2 separate regions of the Homo sapiens genome follow, and region 2 is linked to region 1. A link is an interaction called in ENCODE POLR2A ChIA-PET data of the cell type or tissue named here. Cell type or tissue: OCI-LY7. All regions are shown on one strand.

Evidence for each region. ChIA-PET counts read pairs that join two places held together with the same protein. Peaks named below come from ENCODE experiments on the same cell type or tissue, not always from the same donor. Only the 100,000 strongest peaks of a DNase experiment are listed, where the experiment ranks them.
Region 2: POLR2A ChIA-PET joins it to region 1 with 5 read pairs; 2 of 35 experiments call an interaction of 5 or more read pairs at or near these places.

Annotation. Positions count from the first base shown.
Region 1 is chr6:149,065,092-149,067,591 of GRCh38, forward strand. All of the region lies in intron 7 of UST (uronyl 2-sulfotransferase), which reads left to right. Among named protein-coding and RNA genes, the nearest start is that of UST-AS2, 34 kb to the left of the region's middle. RefSeq lists enhancers at 801-880, 901-1,310. In OCI-LY7, no CTCF peak of the experiment used is centred here; a DNase peak (open chromatin) is centred at 1,180; H3K4me3 peaks cover 642 bases; H3K27ac peaks cover 1,100 bases.
Region 2 is chr6:149,735,469-149,737,968 of GRCh38, forward strand. NUP43 (nucleoporin 43) reads right to left here. Exons shown (of 8, transcript NM_198887.3): 6 at 1,003-1,154. Among named protein-coding and RNA genes, the nearest start is that of NUP43, 9.8 kb to the right of the region's middle. In OCI-LY7, no CTCF peak of the experiment used is centred here; no DNase peak of the experiment used is centred here.

The DNA of each region.
Region 1 (2,500 bases):
AGTGAGGTCTTCACTTCTTCATGGTTAATCCGACAGTATGTGCTCACCTAACGAGGGCTTCTTCCCTTCCCAAGGAATGCTACTAATAAGTATAGATTTTTAAAGCATAATTGTTTTGTGGCTGAAATAACAACAATTATTTGAAAAAAAATCCTAACAACTTCCTCTAGAGCTGCTATTATGGCAGTCTGGAGAGAGGCTGATTCCATAGTCCATGTAGCTTTGTTTTGTTTGGATGGAAAGTCTGGCATTTTACAAAAATGTGGAAAACTTAGCAATGGAATGACTTTTCCATAGCACCGATTATCGTACAGCAAGACACACATCCATATGTCTTTGAAATGAGATTTTTAAGAATTCTCTGCTTATTATACAAGACAAACCACCTCTGGTCTTTCCATATGAAGGTGATAGTTTTCTACAGGCTCATGAAAGCTGCCCTGGTTATGGTGCAGTACTTAAAGTTAGGGAAAAATCTCAACATAGATGGGGACCCAGATTCAAATTCGTTTTTTCACTTACCAGCCAGCTATGTGACCTTGGGTAAGTTTCTATTTCTCCATCTGCAAAAGAGGGGTCATGATATTCACCTCACAGGGTTATTGAGAATATCAAATAAAATAATGTATATGATGATCCAAACTCATAATGGGTGTTCCCCATCAATATTGGTTGAATCTGAGTCTCTGTTTCTCCTGGCACAAAATAGCACTCCTGTTTCTGACCGCGACATAACCCTCTGGCAATGTCATTAACCTTATTAAATTTGGCAGCTCTGTGGAAAACGAAGGTCAAAAAAGCTGTCATTGTTTATATAAACTGTTCATTTTGTTGTTCACAGTGCTATGAGGACTAAAGGATAGAGGGTTGGATGCTGCCACCCAGGGAGTAACCAGGGAGAAGGGAAGAGGCTGGAACAGAGCCTGAGGAGGACTGGTCTTTATAAGACAGGCTGGGAAAGAGGAGGGCGTAGAGAAGATGGAAAGGGAGTGATCAGAGAGAGGTGAGGGTGCCAGGAAAACACTGTTGCAGATGCAGGGGTTTCAAAATGGAGTGTGTGGCCCACAGTGTGATGGGGTCATGCTGTGAGGCGCCCTCTGAGCTACCAACAAGGAAGCGAGAGTAACTGAATGGAGTACAGAAGGAACAGAAAGCAGGTTTTGGTGAGTTCAGTCACGTACGTAAGCTGAAAATGTTACAACAAATGTAGACAGCTCTTCAGGAAGTTGGGCTGTGATGGGGAGGAGAGAGAAAAGATGAAAGAGGGAGGGTGCATGAGACAAGGGTTTTTTCAAGAAGGGAAGTGAGTTTTGATGGCAAGGAGCCAGTTGAGAGGGAGAGGTTGACAATGAAGAAGAGGGGGTGGATGAGGGAGAGAAGGAAACTCCAAGGAGGCAGGGTGGGTAGACAAATGAAGCAAGAATTGGATATTAATGCAAAACTAGAGCTTGGGGAAACATTAGATCCCATAAGAATCTGCCAAACCAGCTGATACTGACCCTCATGTTTAGACGGGGGATTTAGGGAGGGATTAAGAAGAGTAAGGAAGACTGAAGTAACTGAAATACACGAGACAATCTGTTGTTATTGGAGGGGTAACAGGAAAAGCTTCTCCTCCACCCTCTGAAGCTTACTTGAAAATGAACTTACAATAGGCAGATTAACAGGAAAAAAAGGAATAAAATTTATTAATATGCATGAAACTGAGCATGGTAGCTCACTCCTGTAGTCCCAAATACTCAGGAGGTTGAGGGGAGGATCGCTTGAGCCCAGGAGTTTGAGGCTGCAGTGAGCCACCACTGCACTCTAGCCTGGGCAACAGAGCAAGACCCTACCTCTTAAAAATAAAATGCTACACAGGAGAAAATCACAGGAGAGTGGTTACCTCATAACCCAGGGAGGTCCAGCTTTTTTCTATACCTTTCTTCATAGGGAAAGGGGAAATGGAGGTTAAATGTGGCAATTTTGAAGAGTAGTAAATGATATTTAAGGGGAATGAATGGGCCCAATGCTCAGACAATGGAAGGTAAATAATTCTCTTTGGGAACTGAATGGGACCCAAGAACAGGCAATAGTTTGGGACAACGTTCATCTGAGCTCTGAGTGTGGTGTTTAATCTTCAGTCCCTTCCTCTGTGACATGAGTTTTGATCTTCTCTGATTAATGAAATTTTAGGGGAGGTGACTGAAGGCAATTTTGTTCCTCTTTGGCAGGTCCAATTTCTAGGTAGATAAGGGAACTTCAGAGAACAGCTTCATCCAGGATGTACTGGTCTCCAATGGCCTTCAATTTGAAATATCGCCATACCAAGTTGCCATATTTGGCGGTCACCCTCCCTGGATCCTTAACTATTCAAGAAAGGATCTTTTAAAGCTCTTGCCTTGTAGCCAAACATGAAAAAGTCCCCCTTCCCTCTTGTCTTAAAAGTCTGTCCTCTCTGTGGAGTGTTCTAGCAAACATAGGGCTGGGCCTCCTCATGTTCTGACTAGCACTATCAAAT
Region 2 (2,500 bases), 670 kb after region 1:
GGCATGGGCATAATGGCTATGCCCAGCACTTTGGGAGAATCGTGTAAGTCCAGGAGTTCAAGGCTGCAATGAGCTATGATCACACCACTACTGCACTCTGGCCTAGGCAACAGAGAGAGACCCTGTCTCCAAAAAAAAAAAAAAAAAAAAAACACACACAGAGATAAATATCTAAGGATTCTAACTACAGTTTTGGATATAAGAATTAAACCTGTGGTTGATGTGGTGGCTCATAACTCATACCTGTAATCTCAGCACTTCCTGAGGATCACTTGAGCCCAGGAGTTTGAGACCAGCCTGGGCAATAAAGTGAAACCCCATATCTACAAAAAAAAAAACAAACAACAACAAAAAATCAGCTAGGCATGGTGACACACACCTATAGTCCTATCTACTTGGGAGGCTGATGCGGGAGGATCACCTGAGCCCTGGAAGTCAAGGCTGTAGTGAGCCGTGACTGCACCACTGCACTCCAGCCTGGGCGACAGAACCAGACCCTGTCTCTTTAAAAAAAAAAAAAAAAAAAAAACCAGGCACGGCGGCTCATGCCTGTAATCCCAGCACTTTAGGAGGCCGAGCTGGGCAGATCACCTCAGGTCAGGAGTTCAAGACCAGCCTGACCAACATGGAGAAACCCAGTCTCTACTAAAAATATAAAATTAGCCAGGTGTGGTGGTGCATGCCTGTAATCCCAGCTACTCGGGAGGCTGAGGCAGGAGAATCGCTTGAACCCAGGAGGCAGAGGTTGCGGTGGGCCAAGATAGCGCCATTGCACTCCAGCCTGGGCAACAAGGGTGAATCTCCGTCTCCAAAAAAACAAAAACAAATGTTAAAGAACTTAAATGTCGAGTAAAAAGAAATTACATAACTATTTAAATTTACACAATTCAGCCATTAAAAGCTATGATGTAAAATGATCCACATGTATCATTATGGAAAGGTGCTTATTATATGTCATATAACTCACCCAATATAAACTTTCTGTATCTTCACAATACTTACTTTCAGCTTCATGAGCCTTCAGCAGAGATACAGGCATAGTACCTTGTCTAACATCCCAAATACTCAACATTCCATCTTGGCCACCAGTAGCTACAACATGCTGTTGGTTGGGATGTCTATCAACACAGTGGAGTGGCACTCGGTCACCAGTCCTTTTGTGGGAGATAACAATGACGTCAAAATCAAATAAAGTATAATTTATCTTTGTGTAACACAGGAAACACGTTTTTTGTTTGTTTTGAGACAAGGCCTCACTTACCCAGGCTGGAATGCAGCGCTGCAATCATTGCTTACTGTAGGCTCAAACTCCCTGGGCTCAGGTATCCTCCCACCTCAGCCTCCTGAGTTGCTGGGAGTACATGTGTGTACCATCATGCCTGGTTAACTTTTTGTATTTTTGTAGAGATGGGGTTTCTCCATGTTGCCCAGGTTGGTCTCAAACTCCCAGGCTCCAGTGATCTAGCCACCCTGGCCTTCCAAAGTGCTGGGATGACTGGTAACCGTGCCCAGCCTGTTTTTTTTTGTTTATTTTTTAAGAGACCAGGCTCAGTGGCTCACACCTGTAATCCCAGCACTTTGGGAGGCCAAGGCAGGTGGATGACTTGAGGTTCAAGACCAACCAGGCCAAAATGGCGAAACCCCATCTCTACTAAAAATACAAAAACTAGCCAGGCATGGTGGCACATGCCTGTAGTTCCAGCTACTTGGGAGGCTGAGGCATGAGAATCGCCTGAACCCAGTAGGCAGAAGTTGCAGTGAGCCAAGATCATGCCACTGCACTCCAGCCTGGGTGACAGAGTAAGACTCTGTCTCAAAGAAAAAAAAAAAAAAGAGAGACAGGGTCTTGTCTTGTCACCCAGGCTACAGTGCAATGGCCTATCTACAGCTTGCTGCAAGCTGGGCTCAAAAGAGCCTTTTGCCTCAGCCTCCCAAGTAGCTAGGACTACAGGCACATGCTACCGTGCCAGGCTATTTTAAGAAATTTTGGTAGAGATGGGGTCTCACTGTGTTGCCCTAGCTGGTCTCAAACTTCTCACCGCAGATAATCCTTCCAAAATGTTGGGATTACAGGCATGAGTCACCATGCTCAGCCAAGAAACATGTTTTATATGGTAACTAAGTGTCAACTTAGTGGCTGGAGCTACTGGCTGAATCTTTTTTTTATTTGAGACAGAGTTTTGTTCTTGTTGCCCAGGCTGGAGTGCAATGGCACGATCTTAGCTCACTGCAAACTCTGCCTCCCAGGTTCAAGTGATTCTCCTGCAAACTCTGCCTCCCAGGTTCAAGTGATTCTCCTGCAAACTCTGGCTCCCAGGTTCAAGTGATTCTCCTGCCTCAGCCTCCTGAGTAGCGGGGTCTATAGGCACGTGCCACCATGCCTGGCTAGTTTTTGTATTTTTAGTAGAGACGGGGTTTCACTGTGTTGGCCAGGCTGGTATTGAACTCCTGACCTCAAGTGATCTGCCTGCCTCGGCCTCCCAAAGTGCTGGGATTACAA